2 separate regions of the Homo sapiens genome follow, and region 1 is linked to region 2. A link is a loop called in an ENCODE intact Hi-C map of the cell type or tissue named here. Cell type or tissue: breast epithelium. All regions are shown on one strand. Each heading gives the region's core, and the rest is flanking DNA. Links, peaks and the distances in the headings are about the cores only. Region 1 overlaps LINC00501 (long intergenic non-protein coding RNA 501). Region 2 has its middle 65 kb from the start of LINC00578.

Evidence for each region. Peaks named below come from ENCODE experiments on the same cell type or tissue, not always from the same donor. Only the 100,000 strongest peaks of a DNase experiment are listed, where the experiment ranks them.
Region 1: a loop joins it to region 2, with 29 times the contacts of the local background. A loop is called at or near these places in 2 of 110 quality-filtered maps.

The regions. Positions count from the first base shown.
Region 1 is chr3:177,297,866-177,314,228 of GRCh38, forward strand. All of the region lies in intron 1 of LINC00501 (long intergenic non-protein coding RNA 501), which reads left to right. It also overlaps the pseudogene ASS1P7. Among named protein-coding and RNA genes, the nearest start is that of LINC00501, 12 kb to the left of the region's middle. RefSeq lists an enhancer at 2,319-2,408 and a silencer at 7,503-7,703. In breast epithelium, for the core only: no CTCF peak of the experiment used is centred there; no DNase peak of the experiment used is centred there.
Region 2 is chr3:177,368,364-177,384,726 of GRCh38, forward strand. No RefSeq gene overlaps it. Among named protein-coding and RNA genes, the nearest start is that of LINC00578, 65 kb to the right of the region's middle. RefSeq lists an enhancer at 9,904-10,083. In breast epithelium, for the core only: a CTCF peak has its summit at 8,840; a DNase peak (open chromatin) is centred at 8,938; H3K4me3 peaks cover 632 bases; H3K27ac peaks cover 858 bases.

The DNA of each region.
Region 1 (16,363 bases), core at 3,163-11,162, 72 kb before region 2:
CGGGTTCTTGGGAGTGACTGGGATGGGAATCCCGTGTGGCTTTGCATATTCCATCAGATCGTTGAGGCACTTGATCCGATTGTAGAACTCGAACATGCACCAGGGAGCAATGACCTTTATCTGGGGGGGCCAGCGAGTAGCAGGTGAGCTGAACCGGGCCTGATCATTGCCCTTTCCCGTGGTGCCATGGGACACACACTTGGCCCCCTCCTGCTGGGTGATTTCTACTTGTTTGTGGGCGATGCAGGGCCTGGGGAGAGAGCTGCCCAGGAGGTGGTCCTCATACAGTGTACTGGACTGGATGGCCAGCCAGATGAACTCCTCCACAAACTCTCTGCTGACATCCTCAGTGAACACCTTTTTGGCCCCGGGCTTCAGTGCCTGGCTTCCTTGAAGTCTTCCTTCTGGCCGATGTTGCCCAGGTAGGCAATGATGTCATTGCCTTGTTCCTTCAGCCACACAAAGATGCAGGAGGTGTCCAGGCTGCCACTGTAGGCCAGAACCATGGAGCCTCTGCTGGACACAGCGTCTGGGATTGGAGGCGTGAGTTCCCAGCGTCTGGAATCTGTCTTCACAGCTCAGTGAACCACTTGGGCCCGGGCAGTGGTGGCAGGTGATAGAGCCTAAATCTTCTTTAGTGATGCATCTGCTAAAGTCCTTGGTTCATTTTATTTTGTGTTTTAAAATTTTTGTGGGTGCATAGTAGGTGTATATATTTATGAGATACATGAGATATTTTGATACAGGTATACAATTCATAATAATCATATCAGTTAAATGGGGTATCATCACATCAAGCATTTATCCTTTCTTTGTTTTACAAACAATCCAATTATTATTTTTTATTTTTAAATTTTTATTTATTATTTATTTATTTTTTGAGATGGAGTTTCGCTCTTGTTGCCCAGGCCAGAGTGCAATGGTGTGATCTTGGCTCACTGCAACCTCTGCCTCCTGGGTTCAAGTGATTGTCCTGCCTCACCTCCCGAGTAGCTGGGATTACAGGCATGAGCTACCACGTCTGGCTAATTTTGTATTTTTAGTAGAGATGGGGTTTCTCCATGTTGGTCAGGCTGGTCTCGAACTCCTGACCTCAGGTGATCCGCTCGCCTCGGCCTCCCAAAGTGCTGGGATTACAGGTGTGAGCCACCATGCCCTGCCTATTTATTTATTTTTTGAGAATGAGTCTCACTTTGTCACCTAGGCTGGAGTGCAGTGGCAAGATCTTGGCTCACTGCAGTCTCTGCCTCCTAGATTCAAGTGATTCTCCTGCCTCAGCCTCCCAAGTAGCTGGAATTACAGGTGTGCGCCACCACACTCGGCTAATTTTTGTATTTTTAGTAGAGATGGGGTTTCACCATATTGGCCTGGCTGGTCTTGAACTCCTGACTTCAGGTGCTCCAGCTGCCTCGGCCTCCCAAAGTGCTGGGATTACAAGTGTGAACCACCACACCTGGCTTACAAACAATCAAACTATACTCTTAAGTTACTTTATAATTTTTATTTAGAAAACTTTTTTCTTTTTTATAGAGATGGGGTCTTGCTATGCTGCCCAGGCTGGTCTCAAACTCCTGGGCTCAAGTGAACTGCCCCTCTAGGCCTCCCAAAGTGCTGGGATTACAGACGTGAGCCACTGCGCCTGGCCTGAGAGTTCACATTTTTTTTCAGAGTGCCTGATAGAGTGCTATAAAGTGCATTTGTACGTTGCTTTTCCATCCTCTCAAAATAATAGAAGATAAAGATCCAGGCTGGGTGCGGTGGCTCACGCCTGTAATCCCAGCACTTTGGGAGGCCAAGGAGGGTGGATCACTTGAGATCAGGAGTTCAAGACCAGCCTGGCCAAGATGGTGAAACCCCCGTCTCTACTAAAAATACAAAAAATTAGCCAGGCGTGGTGGTGGGTGCCTGTGATCCCAGCTACTCGGGAGGCTGAGGCAGAGAACTGCTTGAACCTGGGAGGCAGAGGTTGCAGTGAGCCAAGATTATGCCACTGCACTCCAGCCTGAGAGACAGAGCGAGACTCTGTCTCAAAAAAAAAAGAAAAAGATAAAAAAGATCCAAAAGTGAATGTGAAAAAATCATCCCAGCAATTAAGGACCTGATATACATTTGGCACATCAGCTCCTGACACCAAAGTGGGGGGTGGCAAGTGTGCTGTCTAGCCTAACTCAGGATTAGAATTAGAGCCTGAGATTCTTGAGAGAATGCCCTTACTGGTAAGGACTGGTAAGCTCTGTGCTGATGACTCAAAGGATGGGCTCTGTGAGTGTAAGAGATTGGACTTGGACCTGTAGCCAGGACGCAGTATTTTCTTATCTTTAACTTCCACAAAGCTCATGTTTATTCTTCTCTCACAAAAGCCAAGCCTAAAGTGCGCTGCTGAAGGAGTTGTTCCTCTTTGGACAGCTGTGTGTGCCCTATAAATGCCCTCCTCAGATGGAGAAGGAGGAGCTGTGTGCATAGCGCTGTGAGCTGGACTGGAAAGCATTTCTGCAGCCCAGTGATACATGCAGAACTACACCCTCGAGAGCCACGGTTCAGTGAAGGGCTAGGAGGGTCTTGCATTCTGGTCATTCATTCACCCGGAAAGGCTCAGCACTATCTCGTGAACCTAGTTTCTGGGAAGTCAGGCAACCTGCTTGCACGTACAACTTGGTAAATGATATACTCTAAGGGCTCATAAAAATTAATCCAGATGCATGCTACAAAGCTGATACCATGAAATCATGAGCAGAGACCTCCTTTCTACTTGAGTCCAGAAAGAGCCAGGCTTTGTGTTGGTCTACATAGTACCGAGAAGGAAAGAGACTCTACTACCACTTTTCATTGTTGAAACTGTCCATTCTCAGCTCCCCTGGAAAGGGCCCTCACACTCCTGCCGTAGACACGAAAAAGGTAATAGATGCCGTGGAAGTGGGAAAAGTTGCCTTTGGAGAGGTTTCCAGAATGTTTTCTAATTTGATTGTCTTTCCAAGTCCCTTCTTTCAATTTAATGAAATAATTATTTTGAAAATAATAATAGCTACCATTTACCAAAGACCTAATACGTACCAATTTATTTACACATGTTGTCTGTTTAATTCTTGCCATCATGTACCATGTTCTGTGGCCATATGCCCTGGGAATCAGAAAGAAGAACTTGCCAAGGTCACACAGCCAGGAAATGAGAGTCAATATTCAAGCCTAGATTTCAAAGGGTCAGTATTTAAACCGAGGTTTCTATTCAGACCTAGAAATGAGAGTCAGTATTCAAACCTGCTACCATGGCCCACACTTATATGAATTCTGCCTCATTAAGATAATGTCTGGGTCATTTTTACTTATTTACTCTGGAGGTAAAATGGACTGCAGTCATGTATGTTTCAAGTGGGAGAAAGTAAAAGGCTTACTTTTTTTCCTTTTTTTTTGTTGAGACGGAGTCTCACTCTTGTCACCCAGGCTGGAGTGCAGTGGCATGATCTCGGCTCACCGCAACCTCTGCCTCCCGGGTTCAAGTGATTCTCCTGCCTCAGCCTCCTGAGTAGCTGGGACTACAGGCACACACCACCATGCCTGGCTAATTTTTGTATTGTTAGTAGATACGGGGTTTCACCATACTGGTCAGGCTGGTCTCGAACTCCTGACCTCAGGTGATCCACCTGCCTTGGCCTCCCAAAGTGCTGGGATTATAGGCATGAGCCAACGTGCCCAGCCAATTTTTTTCCTTTCTTCCTTCCTAAGATTCTCTAGCTCTCTTCCATTGAGAGAGAGTACAGGCAAAGGTGCATGAAATAATTTTGCATCATTTTTTTTGTAAGCACTGCATCAAATATTTGATAGCAATTAGATAGCTAGGGGGCAACTTGATATTTTTAGAAATTGAAAATTTATTTTAGAAAAACAAAGAACGGTTAGGTATATATTAGGTAATTTGCATTTTAGTGTCTAGCATTTTTTTTTTTAAACCGCTTAAATGTTTTAAAAAATAATTCAAACTGGCCAGGCACGGTGGCTCACGCCTGTAATCCTAGAACTTTGGGAGGCTGAGGCGGGTGGATTGCCTGAGCTCAGGAGTTCGAGACCAGCCTGGGCAACAATGGTGAAACCCTGTCTCTACTAAAATACAAAAAATCAGCTGGGCGTGGCGGTGTGTGCCTGTAGTCCCAGCTACTCGGGAGGCTGCGGCAGGAGAATCGCTTGAAACCAGGAGGCGGAGGTTGCAGTGAGCCAAGATCATGCCACTGCACTCCAGCCTGGGCAACAGAGCGAGACTCCGTCTCAAAAAAAAAAAAAAAAAAAAAAAATTCAAACTATTTAGGAAAGTAAAAATGAAAAGTAAATGTGAATCACCTAAAATACCACCACCTAGACACTGCCACAGTTAACACCGAAGGGACTTGCCTCTTTCTATGCATGCACTCAAATAGTGATATTGTATAAAAATGTCATCATGGCCTAAGTACTGTTTCTCAATAAAAACTGTTGAATTCAGTAGAAGAAAAATAAAATGAAACATAACTGGAGGAATTGTTGGACTTCAAAAAAAAATGTTTCTCCTCCCCAAGAAATATTTCCTAAATTATCCCTCTAAAGTTATAAAAGAGGTTGTGAAGAACATTTAAAAGTATTTTCCAGCTGGGCGTGGTGGCTCACCCCTATAATCTCAGCACTTTGGGAAGTCGAGGCGGGCGGATCACCTGAAGTCAGGAGTTCAAGACCAGCCTGGCCAACATGGCGAAACCCCATTTCTACTAAAAATACAAAAATTAGCCAGGTGTGGTGGTGCATGCCTGTAATCCCAGCCACTCAGGAGGCTGAGGCAGGAGAATTGCTTGAACCTGGGAGGCGGAGGTTGCAGTGAGCCGAGATAGTGCCACTGCACTCCAGCCTGGGTGACAAAGTGAGACTGTGTCTCAAAAAAATAAAATAAAATAAAATAAAATAAATAATTTTAAAAATAAAAATATTTTCCCCTCAATTTTAGGTAGTATAAAGTGTGAACATTAATACTCTTCCATCTTCTCTTTGCCCGTCTTCACTGGCTGTTAGTTATATTATTTTCAAGTTATCCAGATTTACAGTGTTTACTTTCTGTAATCATAGTTTTCATTGTTTTAGTATAACTTCTTGGTTTAAGTGGAAGTGTTGTTCCCCACCAGTCTTTGTACCATAGCTTCTCTGATCTTTACTTTGATTCACCTTTTATTTGTTTAGATTTCATTGTCACATATTTTTTCAAGAAGGGCACTTCAGTGATATTCCTAGTTCTTTTATGTTTAAAACTATCTGTTATGGTCTTTATACTAGAAAGATGCCATGACTGAATCTGTGCTCCGGAGTCACAGTTTCTTTTCTTATTTATTATTATTATTATTTTTTTGAGACGGGGTCTTGCTTTGTTGCCCAGGCTGGAGTGCAGTGGTGCGATCTTGGCTCACTGCAGCCTCCGCCTCCCAGGTTCAAGTAATTCTCCCACCTCAGCCTCTTGAGTAGCTGGGATTACAGGCGCACCACCACACCCGGCTAATTTTTGTATTTTTAGTAGAAACGGGGTTTCACCACGTTGACCAGGCTGTTCCCGAGCTCCTGACCTTAGGTGATCCACCCTCCTCAGCCTCCCAAAGTGCTGTGATTACAGGCGTGAGCCACCGTGCCTGGCCACCGTTTCTTTTCATTAGAATTTGTGAATGTGTCTCTAGTTTCTGCCATTGTATGTTACTAGGAATACCTGGGAAGCCAGTCTGATTTTTTTTCACCTTTGTATATATGTGCTAGTCAGGGTTCTCCAGAGAAACAGAACCAATAGGATGTGCATGTGTGTGCCTCTGTGTGTAATTTATTATAAGGAATTGGCTTATGCAACTATGAAAGCTGAGAAATCTCAAGACCTGGAGGCAGCAAGCTGGAGTCCCAGGAGAGCCAGTCTGAGTCTGAATCTGGAGTCCCGAGAACCAAGAGAACTGATGGTTCTAATAGTTCGGTCTAAATGCTAGCATGCTTGACACCCAGGAAGAACCATTGTTTTAGACCAAGTCGCAAGGCTAGAAAAGCTCTTGTAACCAGGCAGAAAGAATTCTCTTTTCTTCAGCCTTTTTGTTCTAGTCATGTCTTCAGTTGATTATTTACATTGGGGAGTGCAATCTGCTTTACTCGGTCTATAAATTGAAATGTGAATCTCACCCAGAAACATTTTGACAGACACACCCAGAATAATGTTTGAGCAGATGTTTGGGCACCTCATGGCCCAGTCAAGTTGACACATAAAATTAACCATTACAGTGGGCGATGTGCTTTCCTGGACATCTAAAGAATTCTTTCTTTGTACTTGATGTTCAGTGGTTACTAACTAAGGTAGTTTCTATATTGAGCATTCTATATACAATTTTCTTGGAACCGATTTGCATATCCAGATTTTTTTCCTTCACTTGGGGTGAGAGTGTGGAAATTTTTCTACTATTGTATCTTTCACCACAGCTTCTGGTGCATTTGTAGTTTCTCTAGCACAGAGAAGCCAACGATTATTAGTTGGAATTTTGATCCTTTATTTTTCCTTAATTTATTAGCATTATTTTTATTCTACTTGAATTCATATTTTATGCTTTATGATTTTATATTCAGTGGTATCTATTCTTCCTTGCCATGTTCTAGCTTACTGATTAGTCCTATGATGATATAGTTTCAGTCACATCTTTTTAATCTCATTCTGTGGTTTTATCATCTTCTCTTTGAGCTCACACTTTATTGAATTAATAGTCTCATTAATGTATGTTATGGCATGAAGCAAATTTTAATAATTTCCTTGGGATCTTTTTTTTTTTTTTTTTTTTTTTTGAGACGAAGTTTTGCTGTTGTCCCCCAGGCTGGAGTGCAATGGCACAATCTCGGCTCACTGCAACCTTCACCTCCTGGGTTCAAGCGATTCTCCTGCCTCAGCCTCCTGAGTAGCTGGGATTACAGGCGCCTGCCACCACGCCCGGCTAATTTTTGTATTTTTAGTAGAGAAGGGGTTTCACCATATTGGCCAAGCTAGTCTCGAACTCCTGACCTCAGATGATCCACCCACCTCGGCCTCCCAAAGTGCTGGGATTATAGGCGTGAGCCACCGCATCCGGCCTCCTTCTGATCTTTAAGTTGATTTTTCTTCAAGGTCTTTTCTGTCATTCCCTTTTTCCTCCCTCCCTCCCTCCCTCCCTCTTTCTCTCTCTCTTCTTTCCTTGTTTCTTTTCCTATAGTATGTTTTCAGAGCTTCCATTACATTTATTTTCATTTTTTTCCTGCTTGGTCAATTCTGTTCAGACTTGACTCTGTTATGATGTGGAAGACTTCTTGACTTGATTCCCACTGTATTCAATGTGGTTTTCCCTTGGCCAAGGGTTTGAATCTCAGTACTTTTTCTTCTGTTTATTTTAAGAAGCTAATATGACTTTGGGGGAGCTGAACTGAGGGTTAATAGCTGAGTTAAACCAGCTCTCTCTTGCTCCTCTCAGATTGTTGTCTTCCTTTCCCTAATCATTGCTTTTGGAAACACAGCATTAGGTCACACCCTTTTTCTTGTTGAGTTGTCTTTGGTGGATCCATGCCTAGGAGTTCTTAAATCTATGTTTTGCTCACGTTTCATTTCCTTTCATGTTTTCAGAAGTCTTAACCCAGAAATAGGAATCGTATGAGAGGAAACTGAAGAATTTGACTTGCATTTAAGTTAAAACAACTTTAAAAAAATTCAGGAAGCACCATCTCAAGGAAACTGTATTATACAGGGAAAGAGAACTGGACTGAGCATCAGATAACCTTAAATCCTAGCCCCAGCTGTAGTATATATAGCTGAAACTATTGAAGAGATATATATATGTGTGTGTGTGTGTGTGTGTATATATATATATTCCTTCAAAGAAGTGACTTCTCAGTTGCAAAATGAGTATCTACCATGACTACTTCATAGAGCTATTGTAAGCGTCAAATTAAATAATTAAATGAAAGGACTTTGTAAATAGCAAAGTAATATTCAATATAAGGTGTTGTCATTATTTTATTATGATTGTTATTACTAAATCTTTCCTTGTAGAAGATCATCATAAAGATGGTTAGATGAGAAGTTCTTTTTTTTTTTTTTTTTGAGACAAGAGTCTTGCTCTGTCACCAGGCTGGAGTGCAGCGGTGCAATCTCGACTCACTGCAACCTTCACCTCCCAGATTCAAGCAATTCTCCTGCCTCAGCCTCCCGAGTAGCTGAGATTACAGGTGCCTGCCGCCGCGCCTGGCTAATTTTTGTATTTTTAGTAGAGACAGAGTTTCACCATGTTGGCCTCGTGATCCACCCACTTTGGCCTCCCAAAGTGTTGGGATTACAGGCGTGAGCCACTGTGCCCGGCAGAGAAGTTCTTAGGAAGGGGGTTTAACAAGGTGAGGGGCGTAGCTTTCTGATTAAGTTACAAGTTTTCCCAAGCATTTACATTTTCCCTGTCCCTAGTCTAATAGAGAGAGGGATTGTGCCTAGTTTGAAAAATGTTTTTAGCTTATTCTGTATTCATCTCTCATCTCCCTTGAGAATTAATAGGTTTAGACATTTATGCACCTAAAGACAGATGACTAAGTTTCTCATATAACTGTATGTTGTTGTACATGTTGGCTAAGTGCCCAAGTAATTCTTGCATTACAAAAGAGTTAATAGTATTAATCATACTTTAATATTTTTATGATTCATTTTGGATTTCAAGAGATTTGCACTGTTGTTTTTAATTTTGATTACGATTCTTTTCAAAACATAGGCATGAAAAATATTTTCTCTACTGACCTGAAAGAGAAGAAATATGGAAGCTTGGACCACAAGATTCAGTAGTGAAATTTGTTTATAATACTACTTAAAACTGAAGCATTCAAACAAAATGATTTATTTGCTTATGAGTTTTATTTTGAAAACAAAAACTAAATTTTTATTCAGTCTATATAGCATTACTGAATTTTGTAATCCTTCCATTTTAAATATGCATATTTTAAAAAAGCAATTGACACATGGGTCTAGGTGACATACCCTCATACATGCTAAGAATTAAAATAAGGCTGGGCGTGGTGGCTCACATCTGTAATTCCAGCACTTTGGGAGGCCAAGGCAGGTGGATTACAAGGTCAGGAGTTCGAGACCAGCCTTGCCAACATGGTGAAACCTCGTCTCTACTAAAAATACAAAAATTAGCCGGGCGTGGTGGCATGCACCTGTAATCCCAGCTACTTGGGAGGCTGAGGCAGGAGAATTGCTTAAACCTGGGAGATGGAGGTTGTAGTGAGCTGAGATCACACCACTGCACTCCAGCCTGGGGGACAGAGCAAGACCTCGTCTCAAAAAAAAGAAGAGTAAAATACAAAAGTAAAATACACTCATTGATATCATTGATTTTGCATTCCACTTCATTCATGCTTTTAAAATATTCTTGGTCTGGTAGAAGCAGTGCTTAATTGAAGAGTTTTAAAAAGAAACCATTTATATAGTGTCTATAATTTTAATTTTAGTTTATAAATTGATTATTCTGCTTTTGCATTCATTTAGCCTACTGTAATAAAAATTTTATAAAATAATTATTGCTGTGTAACTTTGAAACTCAATTACAGCTGCAGAAATGGAGTACTGAGATACCAAGTCGGGGAGCAAACAGTTGTAAATATCAGCTTGAGATGGAGTGCTGGTACAGAATGTAAGATTACATTTACATGTAGAAAATGGCAGTTTCAGTGTACACAGGTTTGGCTCTGCTGCCATCCTAAGTCATACCTGTGTTAATGAAATGGTCTTCTCAACTCAGCATTAGGCAAGACTTAAGTTTTTACCATAGAAACATTATTCCTACTGCTGTAGTTCAGCGAACCGTCCACTGAGATTTATAGCGAAGTTCTAAGGTATATTTTGGCTGTGTTTGTTTTTAGGACTCATGTTATTTTGAAATAAATTTATCATATTAGTTGGAAGTGTGTCTCTTCTAGATCTATTTTCTTTACTACTTATCAGCATAATCATTTCAAATCTCGGGTAGAGATTGAAAATTGAGCATTTGATTTCAATATACTATATGAAAGGCCATTACACAGAATTTACTGCACTGTTTTTGCACCATTAGCACAAAAAAAGAAAAAAAGGGTGAAAGAGGCCTCTTGAGAAGAATTAGATATTTCCATTTGGCAGTATATGCAGGGTGTGGTGTTTTTATTCACTAAAACTAATAAATTATTTTTATTTCAAATTCAGCCTATTTCCCGGGTTGTTTTCATGTATCACGAACACAAAAAATGGCCAATATATATTAAGGAATACCAGTGCTAACGTATCTTAGTGGAAATATCCGATCAAATACCCAATATTTCCTTTAATCTTGGGTAAAAAAGTTGATTTGTGGTTAAATTTGTCAAGATAGACACAGTGTGCTTTTCTGACTTTTTTTACTTCACTCTTATTCTGATTCAACAACTGATATTTTACATATGCTTACAACATTTTTCTATTCTCAATAGCATGGTGAAGTTAATTCTGAATAAAGACACCTAGAGTTTCATCACAGATCGATAACTTGTGTGTGACACTTAATCTTTATGTCCTCAATTCCCATCTGAGAAAGGAGAAATTCTGGGGTGGGGGTGGGTCACACAAAGGTTCTCCGAGAGCCACTCTTGGCTCAGGAACCACTCAGGGAAGCCTGGCCAAGTAAAAATCTAGGTTCTTCCACTCCCATTTTAGCCAAAGCAGTTTTACTTTTTTTATTTTTATTTTTTATTTTTTGAGACGGAGTTTTGCTTTATGACCGAGGCTGGATTGCAATGGATGTGAACTCAGCTCACTGCAGCCTCCGCCTCCCAGGTTCAAGCGATTCTCCTGCCTCAGCCTCCTGAGTAGCTGGGATTACAGGCATCCACCACCATGCCCAGCTAATGTTTTGTATTTTTAGTGGAGACAGAGTTTCACCATGTTGGCCAGGCTGGTCTTGAACTCCTGGCCTCAGGTGATCTGCCCACCTTGGCCTCCCAAAGTGCTGGGATTACAGGTGTGAGCCACTGCACCCAGCCAGCAGTTTTACTTTTATCTGTTTATTATATTCAACTTAACAATAAGGTTCTGTATATAGAAAAGGTTTGATTGAGAAAAAAAATAAAACCTTAAAACCCACTGTTCTGGTGATGTATTGCTGTGTGACGCATTTCTCCAAAACTTAGTGGCTAAAAAGAAAACTTAGTGGGTCATAATGGTTCTTTGGGCTGATTTGGCTTAGCTGGGTGGATATCCCCTGAGGTCTCTCCTAGAGTCGTAATCAGACAGTGAATGGGGCTGGAGTCATCTGAAGGCTCAACTGGGTTGAACATCCAAGATTACCTAATCACTTACAAGTTTGACACCTGGGCAATTCAAGATACTGGAGTCATGGAGATGAGTTAGAAGCCTTTTTCTCCCACCCCAAAATCCGCTTTACTGAGGTATAATTGACATACAACAAATTGCACATATTTAGAGTGCACATCTTGATAAGGTTTGCATATGTATGTACCCAAGTAACAATCATCACCAATATTAAGAAAATGAATACATCTATCACCCCCCAAAAGGTTTCCTTATGTTATTTTGTGATGCCTCCTCCTTCTCCCACCCCAGGCAACAACTTATCTGCCCCTTGTCACTAGAGATTAGATTGCATTTTCTAGAATTTTATATAAATGAAATTATATAGTAACTACGCTTTCTTTTTGATTTGGCTCATTTCAGTCAGCATAATTATTTTAAGATTCACCTATGTTGTTGCATGTGTCAACAATTCATTCCTTCTTATTGCTGAGTAGTATTTTGTTATATGGATGCACTTCACTTTGTTTACCCATTCATGTATTGATGGACATTTGGATTGATTCCAGTTTTTGGCTATTACAAATAAAGTTGTTATAAGAATCCATATGCTGGGCCGGGCGCAGTGGCTCACGCCTGTAATCCTAGCACTTTGGGAGGCCAAGGTGGGTGGATCATGAGGTCAGGAGATTGAGACCATCCTGACAAACACAGTGAAACCCCATCTCTACTAAAAATACAAAAAATTAGCCGGGTGTGGTGGCGGGTGCCTGTAGTCCCAGCTACTCAGGAGGCTAAGGCAGGGAGAATGGCGGGAACCCGGGAGGCCGAGCTTGCAGTGAGCCGTGATCATGCCACTGCACTCCATCCTGGGTGACAGAGTGAGACTCCGTCTCAAAAAATAAAAAATAAATCCATATGCAAAACATATGTTTTTATTTTTTATTTGTATGAACATGTGTTTTTAATTTTTATTTTTGGATATACCTAGGAATGGAATGGCTAAGTCAATGGTACATATATGTGGAACATTTTATGAATCTGTTGAATTACTTTTAAAGGTGTTTGTACAATTTTACATTCTAACCAGCACACACATTGGATTTTTTTTTTTTTTTTTTTGAGATGGAGTCTCGCTCTGTCGCCCAGGCCGGACTGCGGACTGCAGTGGCGCAATCTCGGCTCACTGCAAGCTCCGCTTCCCGGGTTCACGCCTCTCCTGCCTCAGCCTCCCGAGTAGCTGGGACTACAGGCGCCCGCTACCGCACCCGGCTAATTTTTTGTATTTTTAGTAGAGACGGGGTTTCACCTTGTTAGCCAGGATGGTCTCGATCTCCTGACCTCATGATCCACCCGCCTCGGCCTCCCAAAGTGCTGGGATTACAGGCGTGAGCCACCGCGCCCGGCCCACACATTGGATTTTGTCAAATGATCTTTCTACATTTATTGAGATGATCTTTTTGCTTATTTGTTAGTTAGTATGCTGAATTACATTGATTGATTTTCAAGTGTTAAACCAGCCTTGCATTCCTGAGATAAACTCCACTTGGTCATGAGGTATTATCTTTCTCATATATTTTTGGTTTCAATTGGTTAAATTTTTTTTTTTAATTTTGCTTATGAAGGAGTTTTGTCTGTAATTTTCTTTTCTTGTAATATTATTTTCTAATATTGATAATGGAGTAATTCTGGCCTCATAGAAGAAGTTGAGAAGCATTTCCTCCTTTTCAATTTTTGTAGAGACTTTGTGTTGAATTATTATTTCTTTCTTAAGTGTTTGGTAAACTTCACTCATGACGCCATCTGGGACTGGAGTTTTCTTGTTTGGAAGGTCTTTAACTACAAATTTAATTTGTTTATGAGATAATGGAATATTCAAGTTATTTTCTCTTAAGTAAGCTGTGATAGTTGGTGTCTTTCAAGGCATTTGTCCAGTTCATTTAAATTGTCAAATTTATTAGCATAAAATTGTTCAAATATTCATTTTAACCTCATTCCTGATATGGTAATTTCTTTCTTCTCTATTTCCTGATCAATTTTTCTAGATGTTTATCAATTTTATTGATTTTTTTAAAGGAACCAACTTTGGTTTCACTATTTTTTCTCCTTTCTTTTTTAAAAATCTCATTTATATCTATCTATCTATCTATATATTTTTTTTGAGATGGAATCTTGGTCTCTCGCCCAGACTGGAGTGCAGTGGCACCATCTTGGCTCACTGCAACCTCTGCCTCCCGGGTTCAAGTGATTCTCCTGCCTCAGCCTCCTGAGTAGCTGGGACTACAGGTGCATGCCACCATGCCCAGCTGATTTTTTGTGTTTTTAGTAGAGATGAGGTTTCACAGTGTTAGCCAGGATCATCTGGATCTTCTGACCTCATGATCCACCTGCCTCAGCCTCCCAAAGTGCTGGGATTACAGGCATGAGCCACCATGCCCGGCCTTATCTACTAAATCTATCATCTATGTGAATATTGGGTCAATTTTGATTGATTGATTTTTGTATTTATCATGGGTCATCCTTTCCTGCTTCTTTTCTTTCCTTAGAACTTTTGGTTGGATGCCAGATGTGATTTTTTACCTTGTTGATTTTTTTTAAGCCTATAGAACCTGTATTCCCAGGTGGTCTTCTATCTAATTGTTGGATAATTTTATATTCCTATAAATATTTAGCTTTGTTCCAAGTTATGCCTAAATTGCTCATAAATTTAGATTATTTTGGGTATGGCTTTAAAACTTGCTGAGCCAGGAGCAAAGCAATGTTTAACCTGGGACTAGCTTTTCCCCATTACTGTGGCAAACCCTTTCTTGCCATAGTATTTTAACTGATGTTGTATGAATTATGAAGTTTACCAATCTGGTTAGTGGGCACAGGTGAGTTTTTCAGCTCTATATAGGATTATGGAATTGTACTCATTAATATTTTGAGTTGTTTATTTATTTATTTTTAACCTGGCCTCAGGTAATTTTCTCACTTGCATGTGGTGGTCAGTACTCAGCTGAGCATCAAGGGTTACCCTCTGAAGATTTCCAGAGCTCCAGCTCTTTTCTTTCTGACAATTTGCCCTAGTGAATTCTGGTTGCTTTGAATTTCTCACACTCACCATTTTGTCTCCTCAACTCAGGGAGACTGTCGGGCTCCACTTGGCTTTTCCCTCCCTGTGCCAAGCTGGGAAGCTTTCCTTAGGTACAAAGCTGGGGAAACCACAGAGCGCACCTTATTTGTTTTCCATCTCTCAGGGATCATTGTCCTTTGTTGCCTGATGACCAAGGTTTTGTGAACATTCTTTCATAGGTTTGTTCAGTTTTTTAGTTGTTTCATGAAGAACAATAAATTCAGTTACTGTTATTTCATCTGGGCCAGAAACAGAGCTCTGTTCAGCATCTTTCAAAATACTATTCTTTAGAGGAAAGGATGACCTGAATAGGATAAACCCATTGGTAACATAATAGATTATATAAACTTGAGGGATGTTTCATAGGCTCTGTGGGACTTGGTGTCTAACTAAGCATGGGCAGTGAGACGAAGTTTCCTACCCTCACGCCCACAGGGCTACGTCGATGGCAATGCGATTTTCTGAGATTAGGAGTCCATGGGGAAGAGGTGAGTTGGGTGGATGAGTTCCAAGTTTGTACATGGCCTGTGGATAATTTAGATGGAAATGATCAGGAAGCAGGTAGAAATATGGATCTGGAGTTTAGGAGAGAGGGGATGGCTATCACTATAGATTCTGGAAAAAAAATCTTCCAGGATAGTGCTTAATTGAGGAGAACTTTTTTTTTTTTTTTTTTTTTTCTCACGGAGTTTCTTTCTTTCGCCCAAGCTGGAGTGAAATGGGGCGATCTTGGCTCATTGCAACCTCCACCCTCCGTGTTCAAGTGATTCTCCTGCCTCAGCCTCCTGGAGAGCTGGGATTATAGGCGTCCGCCACCATGCCTGGCTAATTTTTTTTTTTTTTTAATTTTTTTTGACGGAGTCTCGTTCTGTTCCCAGGCTGGAGTGCTGTGGTGCGATCTCAGCTCACTGCAACCTCTGCCTCCCGGGTTCAAGCGATTCTCTTGCCTCCGCCTTCTGAGTCGCTGGGACTACGGGTGCCCGCCACCACACCTGGCTAATTTTTGTATTTTTAGTAGAGACGGGGTTTCTCCATGTTGGCCAGGCTGGTCTCAAACTCCTGACCTCTGGTGATCCGCCTGCCTTGGCCTCCCAAAGTGCTGGGATTACTGGCGTGAGCCACTGTGCCCTGCCTGCCTGGCTAATTTTTGTATTTTTAGTAGAGATAAGGTTTCACCGTGTTGGCCAGGATCGTCTCAAACTCCTGACCTCAGGTGATTTGCCTGCCTTGGCCTCCCACAGCGCTGCGATTACAGGCGCGAGCCACCGCTCCCGGCCTGAAGAGAACCATTTACCTCAAATTTCACAAATAAATTAAATGTGAATAACTTGGTAATGGAAACAATTACTTCTGCTGTGAAAGAATTTATTACTGTTACCACTGGGCTCTACTTGCTGCTGCTGTGTGTGTGTGTGTGTGTGTGTGTGTGTGTGTGTATCCACTTTCATCTCCCCTAATAAATTTTAGATTGGCAAGAAACAAAAACACAAAAATGTCAACCCTAAAGACTAATGCTTTTATAATATCCTATCGTATGATACAAACTAGCATCTAGAACTTTGCCTTAAAATTGTTACAATAGCCGGGCGCAGTGGCTCCTGCCTGTAATCCCAGCACTTTGGGAGGCTGAGGCGGGCGGATCACGAGGTCAGGAGATTGAGACCATCCTAGCCAACGTGGTGAAACCCCGTCTCTATTAAAAATAGAAAAATTAGCCGGGCGTGGAGGCGCGTGCCTGTAACCTCAGCTACTCGGGAGGCTGAGGCAGGAGAATCGCTTGAACCCAGGAAGCGGAGGTTGCAGTGAGCCAAGATTGTGCCACTGCACTCCAGCCTGGGCGACAGAGCCAGACTCCGTCTCAAAGCAAAAAATTGTTATAATAAAGAGTAGGCTAATGTTCTGCTTTTCTGCTTTTCTCCCAGTTTCTTTTCTTTTCCCTTTCTTTCTTTCTTTCT
Region 2 (16,363 bases), core at 4,865-12,864:
ATAGGCATGCACCACCACACCCGGTTAATTTTTTTGTAATTTTAATAGAGATGGAGTTTCACCATGTTGGCCAGGCTAGTCTGGAACTCCTGATCTCAGGCGATCTGCCCACCTCAGCCTCCCAAAGTGCTGGAATTACAGGCATGAGCTACCGCGCCTGGCCTGTATTTCCACTTCTTTTTGTTTGTCTGTTTGTTTGTTTGTTTGTTTTGAGACAAAGTCTCACTCTTGTCCCCCAGGCTGGAGTGCGATGGTGCTATCTCGGCTCACTGCAACCTCCGCCTCCCGGGTTCAAGTGATTCACCTGCCTTGGCCTCTCTGAGTAGCTGGGATTACAGGTTCCTGCCACCAGGCCCAGCTAATTTTTGTATTTTTAGTAGAGATAGGGTTTCCCCATGTTGGCCAGGCTGGTCCAGAACTTCTGACCTCAGATGATCCACCAGCCTTGGCCTCCCAAAGTGTTGGGATTACGGGCGTGAGCCACTGTGCCCGGTATTTCCACTTCTTAACTCAACTTCTGCACTTAGTAGGCATTATGATTAGTGAGTATAATTTTAGTATTTATTGATGCAATCAAAGTTATTTTTTTAAAAACAAAAGGGTAGAGCATTAGGCTCCACTTTTTTTTTTTTTTTTTTTTTTTGAGACAGAGTCTTGCTGTTGTTGCCCAGGCTAGAGTGCAGTGGCACAATCTTGGCTCACTGCACCCTCCACCTCCTGAGTTCAAGCAATTCTCCTGCCTCAGCCTCCCAAGTAGCTGGGATTACAGGCGCCCACCACCAGGCCCAGCTAATTTTTTTGTATTTTTAGTAGAGACGGGGTTTCACCATGTTGGCCAGGCTAGTCTTGAACTCCTGACCTCGTGATCTGTTCACCTCAGCCTCCCAAAGTGCTGAGATTACAGGCGTGAGCCACCGTGCCCCGCCTAGGCTCCATTTGTAAGACAAACAACGACAACAACAACAACAAAAACAACCCACCGTGGGCCAGGCTCGGTGGCTCACGCCTGTAATCCCAGCACTTTGGTAGGCTGAGGCGGGTGGATCACGAGTCAGGAGATCGAGACCGTCCTGGCTAACATGGTGAAACCCCATCTCTACTAAAAATACAAAAAATTAGCCAGGCATGGTGGCGGGCGCCTGTAGTCCCAGCTACTCGGGAGGCTGAGGTGGGAGAATGGCATGAACCCAGGAGGCAGAGCTTGCAGTGAGCCGAGATTGCGCCACTGCACTCCAGCCTGGGCGACAGAGTGAGACTCCGACTCAAAAAAAAAAACAAAACAAAAACAAAAACAAAACCCACCAAACAAACCCCCAAAACAAAAAAACAAAAAAACCAACCCATGACAGAGGATGAAAGATAAAGGAGAGCAGTTCCTACCAAGTTTCAAGCCTGGCTGCTAATTTCTCCATATGCATGACAGTCAATCAATCATCAATCAATCAGGAAACAACCCAGGTGCATTATTAAGTGGCTTCACTTTTCAGGTCAGCTGTGCTGGGTTGGCTGCATACAAACATGATTTTAAATTTCTTATTTCCACAGAGAAATTCAAAGACCTACAGTTTATGTATTCAGAATCCTCATGATGTAGACACACTACTCAAAATACATTGTAGAGATATTAAGAAATACAAGTCACAAGACCAATACAAAATATTAGATGTTCTCCCCCAAATTCTTTAGCTTGGGATTTGTTTTTGTTTGCCACGTAGCTTTACTATTGCAGAACAGTTTTGTGATGTGCCTCTTCTTCTAGGACGTGGATTTGTTAAGAATCTGCCGCAGTAAGAATATAGGCAGCTATATAAACTGTCCAAGTGAGAACTCCCTTGGTCCAAAAGATTGTCAGCTGTTTTAATTGAATCCATTTATTAGCCTGTCTCATCAGCACATGCTCCTAAGATTGTGTACAAGAATATGAATACATATCCAGGGCTAGACAATTCATGATTTTGTTATTAAAAGAAAGTCACTGGTAGAATTCCATCCATAAATATTTGACTAGAATTACAGAGGGACTGGCAGGCTGCATTCATTCAAATTGGCTTTACTGGTCAACTTTTCAGTTGAAGCCTGTGAGACATTTGCCAAAAAATGAGTGAAAAATCAAGCTCTATCCCAAAGTGTAACTTGGAAGTATCCTAACTATTTGTAGGGCAGGTCTTTAGCTGGTAACCCGACCTGGTCAATTCCTTTCTAAAATAGCCCCTGCATCTGTCTCATTTTCTTCATTACTTCTATTACCAGCTGATCCAAGCCTTTATATCTCACCAAGCAGTTACTGCAACAGTTGCCAACTGGTCCCTGTGCTTCCAGGCTCTCCCAACTTCAATTCAAACTCTGTCAAGGGGACGTTTTTTTAGATCACCACTCCCCCTTGTTCATTTCTTTGTTTAAAAATCTAAGTGCAAATTCTGGTATATTGTGATTAACGCTTAAGAATGCCTGTCTTTGAGAGGAAGGTGTTATAATATTAATGAACAGTGCTAAATACACTGTACGTATCTATAATTTAATCTTTGAATGTATGTTACTGGATTAGCTCCCTCCTCCTTCTGTGTGATGGCATCATGCATGGAGTCAATCAAATCCTTGTGATGTTTTGCATGGACTTTGGCAACATGTAAATAATGTGTAAAGCAAGTTTTTATGATGAAGGAATCAAATTTATTGAATTTTATTATTGAAAGTTGAAACTTAACATGTATGGACAAAAAACAATAAAAGAATATACTCTTTTCATGGACAACAACAACAACAAAACTACGTGCCTCGATATTGTTTACTGAATCAAGTAGAGATTTTATTTTGAAGCAAGATTATTTATTAGCATAACTAAGACCATATGCCTTGATTAAAAGTAACATAAAAAGTAGAGAGACTAGGTTCTTTCTAGGAAATGTCAAGGAAGAAAGGCATTAAAGAACTGTGAGAAATGAAAAAGACTGTAGTTCAAACCAGGGTCATCCAGGGCCTGGTGCTTATATGACTGTGGGAAGGCCTTTTTAAAAAAAAAATTAGAAAGTACATACATACAAAATTAGATGTAGGTCTTGGAAGGAATCAGGGCTTAGGCTTTATTAGCTTAGTAGTAAATCTACCTCTGGGTCAAACAAACATGGCCTAATAACTGAGTTTATTTGTTTTGAATATTCATATTTGGATCAAAGTGATACAATCATGTGGTATCAACTCAAATTGTGCAGAAAAGTTTATAACAAGATTCTCTGGTCCCCCACCCTCCTCATCCTTAGTTCCAGCCCCAGAGACAACCTATTTTAGCTTTATCTTTCCTTTGGTGTTTATCACAAAAGGTTTAGTAATATATGCTCATAATTTTTTTATGATTAATCAAATTTAAATAGTACCTATTGACTCATTGCTATGGCATATGAGGATTTATCTTATTTTATGCCACCTCCTCTCAATGTTTGGTAGTAATTATTATTGCTTTTATTATTGTTTAGTAGCTTAGTCTAGTAACTAGCTTTAATTTTAGTTTTGTGTAATTTAGAAATTGCTCCATGATCTAATTCCACTGTCATTCAATGTGTAGCATTTCTGCTGGTTTCTTTTGTTGCTTCCCTTGCACACTAGATTCATAGTGCCCCTCTCTTCCAGCCCCACCCCCTTTGCCTATTGAAGTCCTTTCCATCCTTCAAAGCCCAGATCAATTCTTACCTCATCCATAAATCTCAGCTGTTCCAATAGACTTTGTTATCTCTCTTTGAATGCTTCTCACTTGACTTCTGCAACACGCAATTTAGCACTTAATTATAAAGCTTATTGTTTGTTTTTGAGCCCAGCCGCCTCCCCCTCCCTGGAGCCAGTCACTATATCTGTTGCAAGGCTGGCTCTCAATAAGTGTTTATTGAACTGAATCATTCTGTTCTCTGTTTCAGATTTGTGAGTCTTACCTGCCTCACTAGATTATAAATGCCACATATTCTTGCATTTTCCCATAGTGTAAAACATAGAGTAGGTACTCAATAATAAAAATTGTTGAATAATTCTGATCTTTTGCTTCATCCACATTATCTTGTAGCATTTCTCCTGCATTTACTGGAAGGTAGGAGAGGGTAAGTGAAAGCATACTATTTAGTTTTAACTCTGGGCCATATTTTTAAAAATATATTTTATCTACCTTTTCTTCGTGAGCGTAATTCTTTTTCCTCATTCACTCACTGAGTTCCCAAGAAGGTTGTTAAATATGGCTTAAAAATTATCCTTCAAGGCAGTTTTTGTGTGCAGAAAAGATTACTGAGTTTTTTCGCTTTAAAAATTAATAATCAATTAATTAATGTTACAAATCCACACATGTAGTTCTTTTTAAGCTTTTAAGTTCAGTTTATAAATCTTATTTTTCTGTTTATAAATCGAGCAAATTTTAACAATCATTTTTAAAGCAGCCTTTGACTAATATTTGGTCCTTTTCACAAACTTAAATAAACAGCCTGGAACACTTTAAATTTCATTTATGATTTAAATGTGCTTGATTTTCCTTTTATAGACTTTAGTTGCTTGCTTTAGCTAACAGACCTTTTCTAAGTATTTAAATAACTGTTGTAAATCTAACAAATCAAATTCAGCTATGGGAACACTAAAATCTCTTAAATCTTCCAATATTATATCATTAAAATTGTGTAAATCTAAACTCTAAATCAATAACTCAATCATATATTTTAAGGTGGAATTACAGGGCTGAACTGTTACATGAAGAGGCCAAAGTCTCATGTGACTTTTTAAATTCCAAATATTCACATATCCCTTAATAACAAAATTATAAAGATTACAGGTTTTTTTTTTTATTAAGCATTTATCAACTCAATTTCCAAAATTTATGGGAATTAAAGGATGCTTATCTGGCTGGTCATGATAGCACATGCCTGTAATCCCAGCACTTTGGGAGGCCGAGATGGGAGGATTGCTTGAGGCCAGGAGTTTGAGACCAGCCTGGTCAACACAGTGAGACCGTGTCTCTATAAAAATGTCAAAAAAATTTTTTTAAAAAGATGCTTATCTATTATGAAGCAAATGTATTACCCTGATGAATTTTGAGGATTGCCCTCAGTCTTAGTCAGTTCCAGCTGCTATAACAAATTGCCATAGACTGGGTGTGTTAAATAACAGAAACTTTTCTCACAGTTCTGGAGCTGGAAATCTAAGATCATGGCACCAGCATAGTAAGGGTCTTGGCAAAGGTCGTCTTCCTGGTTTACAGACGACAGTGTTTTCATTGTACCCTCACTTGGTGGAGAAAGAGATCATTTCTCTAATGTCTCTTATAAAGTCACCAATCCCATTCATAATCTAATTACCTACCTAAGGCCCCACCTTTAAAATATCATCACATTGGAGATTTAGGCCTCAACATATGAATTTTGGAGGGACACAAAATACTTAGTTTGCATCACCTTTCTACTTGATTATGGGAGTTGCCTTCTTGGCTTGTTGAAGGCACTTAATGCCTGGAGAAGATGGCCTGGGTATTAGTAGAGTGTCGTGTAGAACTAAAATGTTCTGGCAGGCTTCTTTTCATAGTTGCTGGGTAAATGGCCTCCATTTGGGGTGATCCGATGTCCACTAGGTTCGACTGAAGCTTTTCCTAGTTTTGTCTGTCAGGGAAGTCTGCTACTTAACTGGCTTTTAGATATGCAATCTGCAATATCTAATTGTACCAAGTTAAGGCAAGGGCTCAGGAAGCAGCCATGCTGGACTGGATTTTTCATTTTTTTGGCTCTTAAGATACGTAAATTGTAAGATCACAAATCTTAAGATCTGAACCTTAAATTGTAGATCTTTGCATCCAACTCTTATAATCTTTGAACTGGATAGAATTAGGCATTCTTTTAATATGTTTCTTGTCTAAAAAAAGCCACAAGTTTTACACATTAAAATATTATCCAGTTGAATTAGGAATGTCTCTTGGCTTTGACTGGCACAGCAGTCACAGTGTCTGAGCACGTTCTATTACTAGATGTGAACTGGGCATAGGTTTATGAAATAAAATCTAGAAATGGGCACTGTACAAACCAATGATTATTACTTGCTCTGATTCACCCGTGCTGCAGTGGGGAACAGAAAACTAACAGCAGAGCAGGATGCCGCCCCAGCTAAGCCTGTTATAACTATAGAAAGTCTACAAAAGGACAGAGGCAGGCTTCCTCTGGGACTTCATCTAGAGGTCAGGAAAGAGGCTTCTATCTTACAGGGTAATTTTCATAGTATGGGGTTCCTGTCTGCCTTGTTTAGGGTAATATCCTCAATGCCCAGAACAATGCATTGCAAGCCATTAATAAAAATATTCTGAATGGATGGATTGATGGATGGATGGCAGGCTGTACCAGGCAGGCCCTCTCCTGTGCATGTAAAGGACATGTGTAGAGGAGATTGTTTATATAGCTACCATTTGACATGGAGCTAGAACCCAGTAAACTGCAAAATTCACGAGTGGAGCAGAAGCAGCTGGTTTACTCAGAAATACCTGAGATGTTTTTATAAACACTCAAGGTAATACAACAACAACGGCAACAACAAAGTAAAAACCCCAGAGCCTTGCTGCCATGGGCAAAGAGGCTTTGTTTTTGAGACGAAGTCTAGCTCTTATCCCCCAGGCTGGAGTGCAATGGCGCGATCTTGGCTCACTGCAACCTCCACCTCCCAGGTTCAAGCGATTCTCCTGCCTCAGCCTCCTGAGTGGCTGGGATTACAGGCATGTGCCACCACGCTCGGCTAATTTTTGTATTTTAAGTAGAGACAGAGTTTCACCATGTTGGCCAGGCTGGTCTCGAACTCCTGTCCTCAGGTGATCCTCCTGCCTCAACCCCCCAAAGTGCTGGGATTACAGGAGTGAGCCACCGCGTCCGGCCACAAAGAGGCTTGAATGATGTGATGAGTATGATATGTGAATCACAATTTTAAAAAGCGATCATGGTTCAGTCATTTTCTGATATTTTCTTATGGGCATGGACGAGTGTAACCTATGCCTGTGACACCAATGAGGACAGACAGGCAAGCAGGATGCCCTGTTCTTGCTTGTGATAACTGAAATAGCAAGTTTCCAGTCTGGTTTTCTCCCTAGGCTCTCTTAAATGCCATCATAAGTATCACTGCAGACAAGGAGCAAACTGGGTATAGAGATTGTCTCCAACACAGCAGATGGATTCCTGTTTTCTTACTATATTCACTGCTGTATCATTATGGGGGAAAGCAGTTGAACAAGGAGCAGACATACGAAATAAAGTCTTTGTTACCTATAGGCAAATAAGTACATTAATTTTGTGAGATGTTTCGAGAAGAGGAATGATAGGAATCACATCCTAGTGTGTGTGGGTATGGGAGACAGATTAAAAGGCATTCCTAGGAGGAGCAAAGATTTCAGGAGCTACTAAATGATAAAATGTGAGATCCTAATCAGAAAGATGGTACTTTATGTATAGGATTGAGCCTGAGAAAAATTATGGAAGGGTTGTATGAGTGATTTGGAGGGGGAGGGGATTGGAAAGTACAGAGGGGACTCCTGGGGAACGAGAGAACTTGCTTTTGTTCAGAAGCATTAGTCTTTAATGTTGAGGGCATTTGAAAAGACCTAGAATGTAAATCATATTAAAAATCAAATCAGCAGGTTTGTTTTTTTTTTTTTTTTTTTTTTTTTTTTGAGACGGAGTCTCGCTCTGTCGCCCAGGCTGGAGTGCAGTGGCGCATTCTCGGCTGACTGCAAGCTCCGCCTCCCGGGTTCATGCCATTCTTCTGCCTCAGCCTCCCGAGTAGCTGGGACTACAGGCGCCCGCCACCACGCCTGGCTAATTTTTTTTTTTTTTGGATTTTTAGTAGAGACGAGGTTTCACCAATCACAGGATGGTCTCAATCTCCTGACCTTGTGATCCACCCGCCTCAGCCTCCCAAAGTGCTGGGATTACAGGCGTGAGCCATCACACCCAGCCGTATTTTTTTTTTTTTTTTGAGATGGAGTCTTGCTCTGTCACCCAGGCTGAAGTGCACTGGCACAATCTCAGCTCACTGCAACCTCCACCTCCCAGGTTCAGGCGATTCTCCTGCCTCAGCCTCCTGAGTGGCTGGGACTACAGGCGTACGCCACCACGCCCAGCTAATTTTTGTATTTTTAGTAGAGACGGTGTTTCACCATGTTGCCCAGGCTGGTCTCAAACTCCTGACCTTTAAGTGTTCTACCCACCTCGGCCCCCCAAAGGGCTGGAATTACAGGCATGAACCACTACGCCCGGCCAAGTATTTTTCTTTTTTTTCTTTGAGCATCAGTTGCATGCACGGCACTGAAACATTCTGTGTTTTTCCCCTTTTGTTTCATGTTCATGGTTGCTTCTCCTGAACGTGCACAGATGAGAAAAGAGGAGTTAGACTATGTCTGCATATCTTTGGCCATTTTTTATCAAGGGGGCACAGATAGTCAAAGACTGAGCCAGCCTTGAAAAACAATGCATTTGTGGACTCTCCTCTATCACTATTTTTATTCCTATAAACGAAAACTTCAGTACTATGATACAGTAGCTATAACGTTCCCTACAGCTCTTCACAATATGGCAATTACTGAAATGGTTTCTTTCTCATTATGCAGCCCCAAAGCAGTGAGATCATGAGGTAGGCAGCAAGAGAAAACAATATTTAATTTGTCCTAAAGGACAGGTGCCATGGGAATAAAAATATTCTCCTTTCCCCTGAGGTTTAAATACGTGGACACAACCAAAAAATGCAGGAGTGATACTGCACACCAAACAAGCCCGAACGTAATCGCCTAATTAAATCATTTTCATCTAATGAATATAAGCAACAAAATAAACTGGCATAGCAGCGAGTCAGGGAGTGATTCCAATGGAAGCAACTGCAGAGGTGGTGTGGCCGTGCCGGGACTTGCAGAGCTTTTCTGCTTATTTTCAAGTGACGCCCGTGTTGGCACCTTAGCTCCAGGTGAGTGGGTCTGAGAAGGCGGCTCTGTCTGGCAGTCTCCCAAACAGGGTTGGACTTCCTATGCACCTTCACCTTTTGCCTGGGGAAAGCTGGGTTTTACCCGAGAATGCTGGGGAACATAGGCTGGGCTAAGTGTGTTCCCTAGGGCTATATAGGGGTTTCCCCCGCTGGCCTGGAGTTTGTCAATAATATTTACAAAGACAAATCCCAGGTTCCTTGATCTTGATAACGGTAGATGGAAAAAGTTTATGGTGTTATTCTGTGTTGCTTTAACATGAGATCAACAATGAGTTGCCTTCCGTCTCAAGATGATAAGGGATATTTTGGAAACATTTTGAGAACAATTTTTTAGCCTTTACCATCTTGTTTGACTTCTCCCTTTAAAACTATCTTCTTGGCCTGGTGCAGTGGCTCATGCTTGTAATCCCAGCACTTTGGGAGGCCGAGGCGGGTGGATCATTTGAGGTCAGGAGTTCAAAACCAGCCTGGCCAACATGGTGAAACCCCGTCTCTACTAAAAATACAAAAATTAGCCAGGTGTGGCGGTGAGTGATTGTAATCCCAGCTACTAGGGAGGTGGAGGAAGAAGAATCCCTTGAGCCTGGGAGGCGGAGGTTATAGTGAGCAGAGATTGCTCCACTGCACTCCAGCCTGGGAGACAGAGTGAGACACCGTCTCAAAAACAAAAAACATAAAACATCTTCTTTGCCTCTTGCCCCACCTATAGAAAAAAAAGGAAAAAACAAACAAAAAACTAAAATAAGTTGACCACGAGGACAACTTAGTGCATTTTACAATGGAAGAAACAGTGATTTTGGAACTATTCTGACATGTATTGACTGACAACTGGATTCTACCACTCACTGGTTCTGTGACCATGGACAAGTTCAGATTCCTCGTCTGTAAAATGGGAATGATAAAGCAGATTCAATGAGACAGTGTATGAAACGTGTAGATAGAGCTGTTCTTCAAGGAAGATCGGTTTCCTTGGCTGGGAGGTGCATACTCTATTTACGGACGGACATCCCTTACTTTCTAGATGCTTCTGTGACAGGGGATTCCCATCTTGTCACGTAGGCAGGAAAGTCCCTTCTTACTATGTGGATTCTAGGGGTGTGAGAAGATTTCTTTTCTCACCACTGTGGCAGTGAGGGTTAGGGGAGTCCCTTTTCACCCCTTTATTTATTTTTTATTTTTTGTTTTTCTTTTGAGACAGAATTTCGCTCTTGTTGCCCAGGCTATAGTGCAATGGCAAGATCTCGGCTCACTGCAACCTCTGCCTCCCGGGTTCAAGTGATTCTCGTGCCTCAGCATCCTGAGTAGCTGGGATTACAGGTGCCCGCCACCATGCCTGGCTAATTTTTGTATTTTTAGTAGAGATGGGGTTTCATCGTGTTGGTTGGCCAGGATGGTCTCGAACTCCTGACCCCAAGTGATCCACCCACCTCTGCCTCTCAAAGTGCTGGGATTACAGGTGTGAGCCATTGCGCCCGGCTTTAATACTGATGGAAAAGAGGGGAAAGAAAGGGTGGAAAAAGTCACTTCTGGGAAATGTAGTGCAGAGCTTGATGGGAGTGGAGGCAGACTCCGTTCTTGCCATGTGTTTTGTGCTTCTGAAGGGGAGAGGGCTGGTCTATTTCTAGTGCATATTTCACTATAGGCTGACTCCTCCCTGTCTTGTGCTGTTTCCCACTTACCCCCCACACATCTTTTAAAATCGGTAATATCAACACTTCCCTGGGTTCTTGCTCCTGTACCTCTCCTCTTTTTAGCCATTAATCTTCATTTGTGTTTGCAGAATATGCCAGTAATGTGGAAACAATCTTATTTCTAGCTAAGGGAGATTTGAGAAACTTTGCTTCGGCTCTCATATATAACACACAGGAAAGTCACAACCCTCACCCTTGTGGAGTCTGCTGCCTAGTGGACAGAAGTGAATATATGGGCACAGGTGTGAGGGAGGAGAAGCCTTGGGCCTTTGGGCAGCCAGGCGACTTACAAAAGAAGACGCAGAGTTGACAGTTGGATTTAAAGTGTTTGTGCCAGTCAGGCACAGTGGCTTACTCCTGTAATCCCAGCACTTTGGGAGGCTGAGGTGGGTGGATCACTTGAGGTCAGGAATTTGAGACCAGCCTGGCCAATGTGGTGAAACACCGTCTCTACTAAAAATACAAAAATTATCTGGGCGTGGTGGTGTGCACTTGTAGTCCCAGCTACTCAGGAGGCTGAAGCAGGAGAATCGTTTGAACCCAGGAGGTGGAGGTTGCAGTGAGCCGAGATTGCGCCATTGCACTCCAGCCTGGGCAACAGAGTAAGACTCTGTCTCAAAAAAAAAAAAAAAAAAAAAAAAAAAAGGAAGCAGTTGTTGTCAATCTTGACAGCATATAAGAAAGCTATGTGGAATCTTTTAAAATATACTATGCCAGGATCATACCTCCACAGATTCTGATTTCAGAATCAATATAGAAGGGAATCTGGGCATCAGGGTTGTATAAAGGTCATAGGTGATTTTAATGTGCGGCCATGTTTGAGAATCACTTACTGCTCTACTCTTCTTTCCCTTTCCTTTTCTCCTCTCTCCTTCCTTTTTTTTTTTTTTTAACTGTAATCTAGTGGTTCTCAACCTGAGCTATACATTAGAATTACCTGAGGAGATACAGAAAATTCAGATGCCCATGCTATGTATGCCCAGACCAATCAAATAGGAGTTTCTAAAGGTGGAACTCAATAATTCATAAATTTCTTTTCTTTTTTTTTTTTTTGGAAGCAGGGTCTCTTTCTCTCACCCAGGCTGGAGTGCAGTGGCACAATCTTGGCTCACAGCAGCCTCAGCCTCCAGGGCTCAAGGGATCCTCCTGCCTTAGCTTCCTGAGTAGCTGGGACTACAGGCATGCACCACTGTGTCCAGCTAATTTTATTTATTTTTTTGTAGAGATAAGGTCTCTCTATGTTGCCCAGGCTGGTCTTGAACTCCTGGGCTCAACTGGTCCTCCCGCCTCTGCCTCCCAAAGTACTGGGATTACAAATGTGAGTCACTGTGTCTGGCTAAACATCCATAAATTTCAAGACTGGTTCAATTGTACAGCTCAGATTGAGAGGAAGATTGGAGGAACTAGATGCTCTGTGACTGTCAGGTAGAGACCAAGTTAGCAAAGCAGACTGAGAGGTGAGATTAGCACAGAAACTGGGAGAAGAGGGGGTACTTAGGTGTTTGGTATAAATGGAGCCTTCAGTATAACGTTGATGAGAAGTAATGATAATGTTTCATTCCTGACTTTAAAGAGGATACTACCAACATTTTCTGATAATAGGTACTATGCCTAAGAAGATCACTTCTGTTCTCTTACTATGAGTTTGTATTATGTTGAATTTTATCAAATTCTATTCCTGCATTTATTAAAATGGTCATATGGTTTTCTTTTCTTTTTTTTTTTTGAGATGTAGTTTCACCCTTGTCGCTCAGGCTGGAATGCAGTGGCATGATCTCGGCTCACTGCAACCTTTGCCTCCCAGGTTCAAGTGATTCTCCTGCCTCATCCTTCTGAGTAGCTGGAATTACAGGTGCCTGCCACCTTACCTGGCTAATTTTTGTATTTTTAGTAGTGATGGGGTTTCGTCATGTTGGCCAGGCTGGTCTCGAACGCCTGACCTCAGGTAATCCATCCACCTCGGCTTCCCAAAGTGCTGGGATTACAGGCGTGAGTCACTGTGCCCAGCAATGGTTTTCTTTTTTAATCTGTTAATGCATTGAACCACATTATAGATTTTTCTGATATTAAACCATCCCTGCATTCCTGAGATAATTGCAACTTGATTATGGGATGTTATTTTTTATCTATACTATTCCAATTGGCTTTGCTAGTAATTTGTTTAAAATTTTTGCATCTTTATTTATGAACTAAAAAGGCCAAAATTTACCCCTTTTCTAATGTCTGCATGACTTTGGTATCAGTTTTATGCTGATTGTGTAAAATGATTTGGTGGCATATTTCCTAGAAGAAATTGTGTAAGACAGATGATTTTTTTCTTGAAAAATTGGGAGAATTTTTGCATGAAGCCATCTGAGATTGGCATTTCATTGTGGAAATACTTGAAGATATTGCTTTAACTTCTTTAATAGTTACAATTATATTTTTGTATACTTTGTATTTTTTATTTATATTTTATATTTATTATTTTAAATATATATTATTTATAATTATTTATTATAGATATTTATTATATAAAATATTTATAATATATTTTAAAAATGTATTTTAACATATAATATATTAATATAATAATATATAATATAATTAATATATAATACAGTAATATAATATATAATATAATAATTATATTATATATAGTAGTCTACATAATTATTATATTATTTATAATAATACTCTATATAATTATTATATTATATAATAATATTCTATATAATTATTATATTATATAATAATATTCTATATAATTATTATATTATATATAATAATAGTCTATATAACTGTATATAATATAACATTAGAAATAGATGCAGGTGTAAGAGGTTGGGAACTAGAAAAATACATCTTTCAGAGCCTGCTTTCAGCAAAAATACAAAGTATACAAAATACATAATATATAAAAAAATATAAATATAAATATATAAATATATAAAAATATATTTATATATTATATATAAAATATAAAATGCATATAAATATATTATGTAAATATAAATATTATATAATATATTTATATGTATTTTAAATATATATTTTATATATTTTTGTATCCCTTGTATTTTTGCTGAAAACAGCCTCTGAAAGATGTATTTTTCTAGTTCCCAACCGCTTACACCTGCATCTATTTCTAATGTTTGCCAGCCAAATCTCTTGCTAGCTCCATTTTTTTAAAATTAACATTTATTCTCAACATGCCGAAAAATAGCTTCTGTTGCTTTGACAAGGTTGCTAATGAATCTTCATGATGCTGACTGAACAGGATTCTTTTTTAGTTTTTTTTTCAAACTTCATGCTTTATTTTGAGACTATTTACCAACCACTTCTTTCTGAAACTTTCTACTGCCTGGTATGTTTGACAAAATTCTTTCCTGATATCCTCCTAACTCTCTGATTATATTCTAAATATCTCCTTCCTAATCCCTTTCCTCTTTCTCTCCTCATGGTGTGAATATATTGACATTTGCAGGTTTCCATTCTTACACCACTGCTCTTTTCATTCTATACAGTCTCCTCAGAAAATCTCATCTACTCTTATTTAAATTTTACCCAGGGGTACATAAAATTTTATGGAGTCTGAAGCTTATAAAATTTTGGAGCTTCTCTGTAAGAAAAATATATAAAATTAAGTACAAGTCCTCATCTTGGAAGTAAGGGGCATGAAAGTTAAACTTCATTAAAATTACAGTAAATGTCCCTCTGTCTATATTTCCCAAGTTGGAATATGTTTTTTGACCTCTTTCCTAAAGGTTCCTTTAAGATTTGTAAATGAAATTATTTATTGAACTTATCTGTCCCACAGTGGGACTTAAGATGTCCTACAGTATGGAGGTTTCAAAACATGGCTGCAAAACTATATGAAATGCCTCCTATTGAGAAGTGGGGTCTATGTCTCTCGTTTTGAGCCTGGGCTTTATGACTGCTTGATCAGTAGAATATAGTGCAAGTAATATGGTGTCAGGTTCAAGCCTCGAGAAGCTGATGGCTTCCATTTGCTGTGTTTTGGGATGTTTGCTTTTGGACCCCGGACACCATGCTGTGAAAAAGTCAGAGAGCCACATGGAGAACCCACATATAGGTGTTGGAGCAGACAGCCTGGCAGAGGTCCCAGCAGGCGGCCAGCACCAACTTGCCAGCTGTGTGCGAGTGAGCTGTCTTGGAACTGGAGCATCCAGCTTCAGGTCAAGCTGCCCTGATTGATACCACATGGAGTCGAGGTGAGATTTCCCCACTGAGCTCGGCCCAAATTGCTAATTGGTAAGATAAATGTGATTGCTATTTTAAAACCTTGAGTTTTGGGGTGGTTCGTCACGCAACACTAGATAGCTAGAACACACAGACACCTCAACTTGTTCCTTCCCCTATGTGTCTAATCATAATTAATGATGGTGTCAGTGACACTGTTACCCATACATTATGTGAGCATTTACTCTAATTTTTCCTATTCCCTCATATCTAATTAATCACTAAGTTAGGTAGTTTCAGATTTTACTTCTTACATATTTCTCCCATCTACTTCTTCTCTATCCTTTTGTTAGTAGTGCCCTCTGTATCTTTTAATGTTTTGCAGGAGACTCGTAATGTATTTTCCCGTATTTGTCTTTGCCCTGCTCAAAATTGACTTCCTGCACTACCACAAAAATGTCCATGAAATGAATTCTAACTATGCTACAAATCTGTTCGATGAAATAGACATAAAATAATTAAAGATAGGCCGGGAGCTGTGGCTCATGCCTGTAATGCCAGCACTTTGGGAGGCCGAGGCGGGTGGATCACCTGAGGTCAGGAGTTCGAGACCAGCCTGGCCAACATGGTGAAACCCCGTCTCTACTAAAAATAAAAAAAAAATTAACCAGGTGTGGTGATGGGTGCCTGTAATCCCAGCTACTCGGGATGCTGAGGCAGGAGAATTGCTGACCCTGGGAGGCGGAGGCTGCAGTGAGCCAAGATCATACCACTGCACTCCAGCCTGAGCGACAGAGCGAGACTCTGTCTCAAAAAAAAAGTTAAAGATATAATGCAAGTAACACATTTCTCAGCTGAAGAAAGACCTGAGTTTGCCCATTTGAATATTGCAACACTAACACGTAGATACATTCTTAAACAGTTTCCTATAGGCATCCTAACCTTCATCTAGCTCTCATCCCTGCCCCACTAAACAACCACAATAACAATATTTTGCCTACAAAGGATTAAAATGCAAACTGCCTTGGATTTCCAATAGGTCAGTGGTAAAAAATAATAAAAAAACTCAATAGAATAATATCTTTGGGATTTGAGGGGGTACAGTTAGTCAACATTTTTTTTTTAATTTGTTTTGTTTTGAGATAAGGTCTCACTGTTACCTAGGCTGAAGTGCAGTGTCACAATCTTGGCTCTCTGAAGCCTCAAATTCCATGCTCAGGTGATCCTCCCACCTTAGCTTCCTGAATAGCTAGGACTACAGGTGTGCACCACCATGCCTGGAGGAGCCAACATTTTAATACTCAGCCAAGTTGTCATTATGAGAAAATAAAAATGCGAAAGTCCAAAAAAGAATGTCACCCACCATGCCTCCTAGAAATAAAGATGATTTTCGGTATTATTTGTAGTCTATTTTGTCCTATCTGCAGTGGAACTTTCTATGCCTAGTTATGTCATGAGATTGGATAATACTGTGTAGCTACTATACTATTTCAATGATAGATATAGTGCCATTAGCTAATACTTTT